2 separate regions of the Homo sapiens genome follow, and region 1 is linked to region 2. A link is a loop called in an ENCODE intact Hi-C map of the cell type or tissue named here. Cell type or tissue: Calu3. All regions are shown on one strand.

The links. Peaks named below come from ENCODE experiments on the same cell type or tissue, not always from the same donor. Only the 100,000 strongest peaks of a DNase experiment are listed, where the experiment ranks them.
Region 1: a loop joins it to region 2, with 2.9 times the contacts of the local background. A loop is called at or near these places in 1 of 110 quality-filtered maps.

The regions. Positions count from the first base shown.
Region 1 is chr2:31,783,058-31,788,057 of GRCh38, reverse strand. No RefSeq gene overlaps it. Among named protein-coding and RNA genes, the nearest start is that of LINC01946, 18 kb to the left of the region's middle. In Calu3, no CTCF peak of the experiment used is centred here; DNase peaks (open chromatin) are centred at 1,987 and 4,337.
Region 2 is chr2:31,734,426-31,739,425 of GRCh38, reverse strand. No RefSeq gene overlaps it. Among named protein-coding and RNA genes, the nearest start is that of LINC01946, 67 kb to the left of the region's middle. In Calu3, no CTCF peak of the experiment used is centred here; a DNase peak (open chromatin) is centred at 2,515.

The sequences.
Region 1 (5,000 bases), 49 kb before region 2:
GTATGCATTCAATGCTATACATTTCCCTCTAAGCACTGTTTTCACTGCACCTCACTAATTTTGATATGTTGTATCTTTATTTAAAATATTTTAAAAATTCTCTTGAGATATCTTCTGTCACCCATGTATTAGTTGGAATTGTGTTGTTTAGTCTTCAAGTAACTTGGGATTCTCCAGCTATCTTTTTGTTATTGATTTCTAGATTATTCCATCGTGGTCTAAGAGAAGACATTGTATGATTTCTATTCTTTTAAATTTGTTAAAATATTTTTTGTGGCTCAGAATGGGATCTATCTTGGTGAATGTCCCATGTGAGCTTGACAAGAATGTGTAATCCACTGTTGTTGGATGGACTAGTCTATAGAAGTTAATTATATCCAGTTGATTGATAGGGCTGTTGAGTTCAACTACACACTTAATGATTTTCTGCCTGCTGCATCTGCCCATTCTGATAGAGGGGTGTTAAAGTCTTCAACTTTAATGTGGATTCACCTATTTTTCCTAGCAGTTCTATCAGTTTTTTCCTCCACATATGTTGATGTTCTAATTTGTGAACAAATTAAGGATTGTTAAGCCTTCTTGGAGAATTGACCCCCTTCTCATTATGTAATGTCCCTTTTAATCCCTGATAACTTTCCTTGCTCTGAAGTCTGCTCTGTCTGAAATTAATATAGCTGTTGCCACTTTATTTTGATTAGTGTTAGCATGGTATTTCTTTCTCTATTACTTTACTTTTAATCTGTATGTATCTTTATATTTAAAGAGAGTTTCATGTAGGCAACATATAGCTGGGTCTTGTTTTTTGATCCACTTTAACAATCTCTTTTTAAAAATTGGTGTAAACAGACCATTGATGTTTAAGGTGATTATTGATATAGTTGGATTAATATCTACCATATTTGTGACTGTTTTCTACTTGTCACATGTGTTCTCTGTTCCTGTATTGTCTTCCACACTTTTTTTTTGCCTTTGTGGTTTTAATTGAGCATTTTATAAGGTTCATTTTTTCTCCTTTTTTTAGCATGTCAATTATAGTTCTTTTTAAACTTTTAAAAGTGGTTGCCCTAGAGTTTGCAATATACATTTACAATTAGTCCAAATCTGCTTTTAAATAACATGATACTGCTTCATGCATAGTGCAAGTACCTTATAGCAATAAAATATTTCTGATTCTTTCCTCCTATCCCTTGTATCATTGCTGTCATTCATTCACTTATACGTACATACTTATATGTTCCTTGACTTATGACAGGGTTATGTCCTGATAAACCCATCATAGGTCATAAATATTGTGAGTAAAAAATACATTTAATACACTTCACCTACCAAACATTACAGTTTAGCCTAGCCTAAGTGGTTTTCTTTAGGAAACAGTGCTGCTAAAACACAACATGGGAGCAGAAGCAATTTAAAATGTTCAAGACATTAAATGCAGGACTGTGACTCTATGTTGCCATTTAATATGCTTTGTATTGTAGGATATAAAAACTAACCCCCATCTATGGAATGTTAAGCTGATACCCAAGACAGTCAAAAACACTCATAATTCAATATCCCACACTATTTCCTGGTTGTACCAAAAAATAAACAACCCAGCAAATGATTTCACCTCTTAAAAAAAAGCATTTATACTGATATTCACTGTGAAGACCTTGTGGAACTCTTCTACATTAAACTCACAATTGTGTGTGTGTGTGTATGTGTTTATTTTGTGAAGACACCAAATATATATTGTCTTATCCAACAATACTTCTTCAGTTCTCTGGTTCTCCAACACCAACTAGATGTCTGACGATTCAATTCAGTTCTGACACTGACTTCCCAGATTTAGCATCAGGCTCTCCTGGTTTAAGGAGTTGGTGCCACAATATTTCCTTTGCTTCAGGTGTCAGTCACAAGCATTGAGTCACCCGTATTTCTGACTTACTGGCTATAAATTGGGCATTTCCACACTTCCCTCCTCAATGTTAATGATTTGCTAGAATGGCTCACAGAACTCAGAAAACTACATTACTTGGCCATTGCTGATTAACTCAATCTCCAGTTCCTCTCTCCTTCCTGGAGGCTGGGCAAGGCTTAATCTTTCTGGTGATCAGCCCCCATCCTGAAGCTATGTATGGGCTACCAAGAGTTGTCTCATTAAAACAAAAGATGCTCCTATAACCCTTATTACTCAGGAAATTTCAAGGGTTTTGGGACCTCTGTGCCAGAAACTGGTGACAAAGACCAATTTTTTTTTTGGTTATACCATAGCCCCCTATGACTGGGTCCTTCTGGAGTTTTAAAACAACTTTTATTTTAGGTTCAGGGGTGCATGTGAAAGTTTGTTGTATAGGTAAACTCATGTCATGGGGGTTTGATGTACAGATTATTTTATCACCCAGGTAGTAAGCCTAGTACTCAATAGTTTTCTGCTCCTCTTCCTCGTACCACTCTCCACCCTCTGGTAGGCCCCAGTATTTGTTGTTCTGCTCTTTGTGTCCATGTGTTCTCATCATTTAACTCCCACTTCCAAGTGAGAACATGCAGTATTTGGTTTTCTGTTCCTGCATTAATCTCCTAAGGATAATGCCTCCAGCTCCATTCATGTTCCTGCAAAGAACATGATATTCTTTTTTATGGCTGCATAGAATTCCATGGTGTATATGTACCATATTTTCTTTATCCAGTGTACCATTGATGGGAATTTAGGTTGATTGTATGTCTTTGTTATTGTGAATAATAACAAAGTGAATAATAGTGCTGCAGTGAACATATGCATGCATGTGCCTTTAGGATAAAGTGATTTATATTCCTTTGGGAACATATCCTGTAATGGGATTGCTTGGTTGAATGGTAGTTCTGTTTTCAGCTGTTTGAGGAATTGCCACATGGCTTTCCACAATGGTTGAACCAATTTACATGCCTATCAACAGTGTATAAGTGTTCCCCTTTTCTCTGCAACCTTGCCAACATCTGCTATTCTTTGACTTTTTATTAATAGCCATTCTGACTGGTGTGAGGAGGTATCTTGCTGTGGTTTTGATTTGCATTTTTCTAGTGATCAGTGATATTGAGCTTTTTTTTCATATGCTTATGGGCTGCATATATGTCTTCTTTTGAAAAGTTTCTGTTCACATCCTTTGCCCAATTTTTTTATTTTTATTTTTTTAAAGACAGGGTCTGGCTCTGTTGCCCAGGCTGGAGTGCCGTAGTGTGATCTCAGCTCACTGCAATATCTGCTTCCTGAGCTCAGGTGATCCTCCTGCCTCAGCCTCTTGAGTAGCTGGGACTACAGTCACGTACCACCATGCCTGGTTAATTTTTGTGTTTTTAAAAGAGATGGGGTTTTGCCATGTTGCCCAGGCTGGTCTCGAATGCCCTGAGCTCAAGTGATCTGCCTGCCTTGGTCTTCCAAAGTGCTAGGATTACAGGCCTGAGCTACCACTCCCAGCCTCTTTGCCCACCTTTTAATGGGGTTGTCTTTTTCCTTGTAAATTTGTTTAAGTTTCTTATATGTGCTGAATATTAGCCCTTTGTCATATGCATAGTTTGCAGATATTTTCTCCTATTCTGTAGGTTGTCTGTTTACTCTCTTGATAGTTTCTTTTGCTGTGCAGAAGGTCTTAAGTTTAATTAGATCCCATTTGTCAATTTTCGCTTTTGTTGCGATTGCTTTTGGTGTCTTTGTCATGAAATCTTTGCCAGTTCCTATGTCCAGAATGGTATATCCTAGGTTATCTTCTAGGGTTTTTATAGTTTTGGGTTTTACATTTAAATCTTCAACCCATCTTGTGTTGATTTTTGTATATGGTGTAAGGAAGGGGTCCAGTTTCAATCTTCTGCATTTGACTAGCCAGTTATTCCAGCACCATTTATTGAATAGGGAGTCCTTTCCCTGTTGCTTATTTTTGTCAACTTTATTAAATATCTATTGGGGGAACCAGCCCCCAATATTTCAACATAGGTTCTTTTCTATTTTCCCTAAGTGTCAGCCAGTCTGAGAAATAAAGAGAAAGAGTACAAAGAGTAGAATTTTACAGCTGGGCTGCCAGGGGTGACATCACATATTGGCTGGTTCTGTGATGCCCACCTGAGCTGCAAAACCAGCAAGTTTTTATTAGGGATTCTAAAAGGGGAGGGGGTGTATGAACAGGGAGTAAGTAACAAAGATCACATGCTTCAAAGGGTAATAAAAGATCACAAGGCAAAGGCAAAATTAGAATTACTGATGAAGGTCTGTGTCCCACTGTGCATGCATTGTCTTGATAAACATCTTAACAGGAAACAGGGTTTGAGAGCAGACAACCGGTCTGACTAGAATTTACCAGGCTGGAATTTCCCAATCCTGGTAAGCCTGAGGGCACTGCAGGAGACCAGGGCATATTTCAGTCCTTATCTCAACCGCATAAGACAGACACTCCCAGAGCGGCTGTCTATAGACCTACACCCAGGAATGCATTCCTTCCCCAGGGCTATTCCTTGCTGGGAAAAGAATTCAGCGACATTTCTCCTACTTGCACATCCATCTATAGGTTTTCTGCGAGAAGAAAAATATGGCTGTATTCTGCCTGACCCCACAGGCAGTCACACCTTATGTTATCTTTCCTTGTTCTCTGAAAATCGCTGTTATTCTGTTCTTTTTCAGGGTGCACTGATTTCATATTGTTCAAACACACGTATTTTACAATCAATTTGTACAGTTAACATAATCATCACAGGTCCTGAGGTGATGTACATTCTCAGCTTACAAAGATAATGTGGTTAAGAAATTAAAGACATGCATAAGAAATTATAAGAGTATTGATTGGAGAAGTGATAAATGTCCATGAAATCTTCACAATTTATGTTCAGAGATTGCAATAAAGACAGGCATAAGAAATTATAAAAGTATTAATTTTGGGAACTGATAAATGTCCATGAAATCTTCACAATTTATATTCTTCTGCTGTGGTTCCAGCTGGTCCCTCTGTTCGGGGTTCCTGACTTCCCGCAACAAATATCAGACGATTGTAGGTGTG
Region 2 (5,000 bases):
ACTAGAATTAACCACAAGAAAACAGAGCCTGAAAATTGGATTCTAGTTTGGGTTAATTATTCATATGAGTGGAACTGAGATATGCGTATTTCCAGAGTCATACGATTGCATCACAATCACTCAGATTATCATTGTTAGTAGCAAGGGATAAAGTGCAGGTGAAAAGAAAAGTGTTGGTAGATTACGTCCTAAAGACACAAATAAATTTTGTAAGCAGGTGGGTCAGACTCCTGGGGGAGTTCCCTTCAACAGACTAATGAGAGAGGAAAAAACTCGCTTAAAGATGGTACATTGACACATGGGTGGCTCTGACAGTAAGGAAAGAAAGATCTATTGTTTATTCAGTTGTGTGCCCGCTGGAAGATGACACTTTGTGAGTGGGGTGCTGTACTATAAGAAGTGGTATATGCTATGAGCTAAGAAGTTATACAAAGTGCTGTTTCTTCCATTTTTTCCCATTATCCCATAGTCTACAAATGGGGGTGGAGTTACCTGGCTTCTCTTTCTATTTTACCTAATAACCCATTCACATACATTTTGCTTTCCATTTCTGCAACTTTTGCCTCTGTTCTTCTGAAGAACCTCCAAAGTGTCTTCCATATCAGTCCCATTTTTATAGATAAGGAAACCTAGGCAAACAGAGGTTAAGTAACTTGCCTAAATTCACATAGCTGTCAAGTGGAAAGGCCAAGCTCAAACCAGTCTGTCAGACTCCAAAGCCCATGATTCTTTGATTATACTCCGAAGAAGACAAAGCAGGAATGTAGGCTAAAAGAAGGTAGGCAAATGGTATGAGCAAAGAGGTTTATGTAAAGTTTCAGTCACCAGGATAAACAAAGCAAAACTCAGTAGGACCCTTTTGCAATAATTTCAAATCCTATGATAGGAAACACAGAAGGATTGGGTGGAAGGAGACCTTCTAGCTATGGAGCCTCCTAGTGTGAAGGGCAAGTGCACCAACCCCAGCCCCACCTCCCCAGCACACTATTTTTGTGCATGTGGTTGTTAGGGAGCTAATGCCAGGATAGAGCCCAGAATTAACCCCAGAGAACATCAGAGCTATATGTTCTTCATGCACTTGGCAATTCTCAAGTGCCATACCTTTGCTAAGTGACTGGGAAAGGTAAGTGTTTACTTAGGATATTGCAGGGCAAGACTTCGAGGGAATCTGTTAGATACAAGTTTAAATTCTCTTAAATCTAGGGTAGTGCTCAGAGGGATCCAAGACCTCAAAGAGCATTTTTGGGTCCTGGCCTGATATTGTTTGGAATCCTGAGTTGCTCCTGGCATCTGGAGGAGCTGGAGGGTTGTCTGGCTGCTTGAAAAGGCCAAGAAAATCCTGCCATTTCATCTTCCCAATGTGTTACAGAAAAGTTTCCCAAGCTTGTGAATGGAGTGTCAATTCCAAACTTTGTCCCTTTGGGCCAGCAGAAAGCATTGAGTCCTCTTATAAAAGCAGATCATTCAGAGTGGAGAAACAGCAAAGTTTTAAAGTGGAATGTGATGTGTGTGTGTGTGTGTGTGTGTGTGTGTGTGTGTGTGTGTGTGTCCCTTAGAAGAAAGCCTCTTTCAGAATGGAAAACATTTAGTATTAATTGTTGTGAGGTGTCCTCATTAAACTTCCCATTGCTCTGTGCAAGGTCATGGTAGGTGCTCAAAGGGACTGGACAGATGCAGAACAAGTGTAAAAGGGAATGCTCAGGTGTAAAAGAGCAGTGCCCACCTCTGTCTCTGGCTCTCTTCCTCCTGGGGTTTGCCCTTACAAATTGCTCCTGGGTTTTTAACTGTGCTGGGGAGTTGCTACTACTACATACAGCCCTCAGGGCACAGTTCCTTCCAGGACACTCAGAGTATCTGCATCAGTGTTACCTGGAATGGCACTGAAAATGCAGATTCCTCATATGGAATCCAGATTACCCTGACATGTTACTTAGAAAAGCTTCTCTGGGTATTCTTACAAATGAAAGTCTAGACCATTTCTGCAGGGGCTTCTACCTGTTACCCAATATTGACAGTCAATTCTAAGAGCTTTATCTATATTTTTTCATTTAATCTTGACAATATTCCCCCGGTTAAGAACTATTATTATCTCCAGAATTTTTACAGAAGCTGAACATGAGGCACAGGGAAAGTAAATAACTTGTTCCGGGTCACATAGCAATTAGTGGAGTCAGCATTCGAACTCAGAGAGTTTACAGAAAACATGCTCTTAGTCATTATGGTAAGCCCTGTGGATTAATCCTTCTTTTCTTTATGTTGATCAAGATCAAATTGTGTTTTTTCTTCTTGCTGATGAACTTTGCTAAGGGATGAAGGGGAAACACATTTTCAGTGGAGAATTTCTTTATCCCTTCTACATAAGAACTGTCTGGACATGGTAGGTTTGGTTGACATAGCTTCCCCAGAGCAATCCACGTCCTGTCCTTAACTCATGAGGAAACACTTTGCCTCCACTCTGCTCCAACCTGCCCTTTCGACCTTACTTCCTGCTCCGGTGCAGGAACCTGGCTCCAGGTCAGCAGATCTATATACTTCCTCATGCCTACATCTTGGCCTAGCCAGTGTGGTTGCTTTGGCTTTCCCACCTAGTAAAGGACAAACATATGCTTATGCAATCTTCAAAGACCAGCCAGTTCAAATATTCCCTTTTCAGAGAAGGTATCAGAAAGTCCACAAAAAGCCTTTATCTTGTGAGGTCCCAGGGCCACTTAGCAGCCTGAGACCCACTTTTTGGGGCTTCTTTCCTCTCCTGTAGCAGGCGCAATGCTTAGCTACCTTTTCTCTTATAGCTTCTCTAGCTGAGTGGGGGCGGGCTTTGTTTGCTTCTTGACTTGTGAAGAGTGGGTTTCTCATTGTCCTGAAGGCAGATACATGGCCCTTTCCACTTGAAGAGTTTTAGTCCCATTCGTTATGCAAGCATCAAAAATCTTGCAGCTTAAGGAAACTTACTTTATTTTGTCATCGCCTCTGGTTCACAGCTCAATTCTCTTCCTGAGATGGTTACTGAGATAAACTTTCTCCTCCATGTTTTTCCCCTGAGGATGAAGTTTCATTAGCCTCTCTCCTCTTGTCAATGCCCACAAGTGAATACAATGCAGTTATCTTGGTGCAGTGCTCTCTGTCCAAAGTAGGGGCCTTGAGTTTCGACTTCTTTAACACATTTTGGCAGGCCTGTGTTCTGCTCAGAAGGGCTACCTTCAGACATTTCCTCTGAAAAGTCTGTCCTGCCCATTTCTTCCTGAGGTGAGCTCCTCAATTTTTAGGTCATGTATGAGAGAACAGCTCTACTTTTACTATATAATCACCATTACTCTAAGTGTACATGCTTTAATATTGTGATATTATAATATCACAATGTTATAGTTACACAAATAATACTGAGTAGAACCATTCCTCCTGAAAGGAAGTCAAGAACAGTAGAGAAGAGAGAGGCTTGATGAGGTTACTTACATGAGGGCGTGATCTATTCACCGTTTTGCTCTGACCAAAAAGGAGGAACCTAACAGATATTTCTCAAGACAGGAAAAGGAGGGAATCTGCTACCTTTTGGGCTCTGGAGGTTAGTCAGTGATGTGAAGCAGAGAGATCCTGGGGAAGAAGTGGGCCTTAGGAGGCACTATAATGAAGGGGCTGAAGGGAGGACCCAGGAGTCAATGAGGTGGATTTCCATCTGGCTGTTCCATTCACCAGCTGTGGAACCTTAATGTAGACATATTAATGAATTGCTGTGTCTTTATCTATTAGATAATAATAATTATCCCTACTTTGTAGAATTGTTGTGAAGGCTGATGAGTTAATATGTGTGAAGTGCAAACGAGAATGCTTGACATATAGTAAATGCTGTATAAGTGTTGGCTACCTAAAGGCCATATGACCACTGAGAGAAAGGAAAAGAAGGAGAGATGAAATGAGGGAGAGCAGGAGAGAAATGTGTTTGGGGAAAAACACAGAACTTACAGGTGGAGGGACTTTCAGGAAATCCGAGGAAGCATCTGGTCAGCAAATAGAGCAGAAAGTCAGGAAAGGGTGCTTGGATCAGGGAGGGAAATGTATACCTTGAGGAAGCAGGGGGCCAGGAGCTCTCATGAGAGGAAGAGATGGATGGAGAATCTAATTGGTGCACCTCCTTGGTCCTGTAGGAATACTGAGGGACCCAAAGAAGAGAGTGAGAAGGCATGTGTATCTCACCAGACCTCAAAGTGGTGCCCAGCCAGAGTCTCATGGGCTTGGGTATCTCAGAAGTTTGGCCTCAGGTGCAATTAAGACACAGATGAAAGAGCCCTTGACAACCAGGATGTTGTGCCAGCCAAGTCAAGTTGTAGCCAGGTTTCTGTTACTTTAAGATGAAGAAACTATGTTCAATTACTTTACCACTCAGGAGGATATTTAAATTATCCCATTTTCCTTAGCAAAGAAAAGAAACTATAGTCTGGTCTCAGCCAAAGTTATAACTGCGAGCAGAAGCCATTTGGGGAGTGTTTTCTTAAATTTTTATGTGCATCAGAATCACTACCTGGTCTGAGTGGAGCCTGGCAGTTGCGTGTTTAAGAGGGAACCATGTTATTTTGATGTTTACCAAAAAGTTTAGGAAACACTTCTCTCTCAATGCTTTTCAATCTTTAATGTACACACACATTACCTGGGGATTTTGTTAAAGTGAGGATTCTGAAGGTCTGAGGTGAGACTTGAGATTCTGCATTTCTAGCAAGCTCCCACGTGATGCTGATGCTGCTGGTCTGAGGACGACATGGCTTAAAATATTGTCCCCGTTTTGTTTTATTTGAACATTTTTATGGATATATAATTGTTTTACATATTTATGGGGGTACATGTGATATTTTGATTTAAGCATACAATATGTAATGAACAAATCAAGGTAATTGAGATATCCATCACCTTAAACATTTATCATTTTTTTGTGTTGGGAACATTCCAATTCCACTTTTTTAGTAATTCTTAAATATACAGTAAATTATTGTTAACTATAGTCATGCTATTGT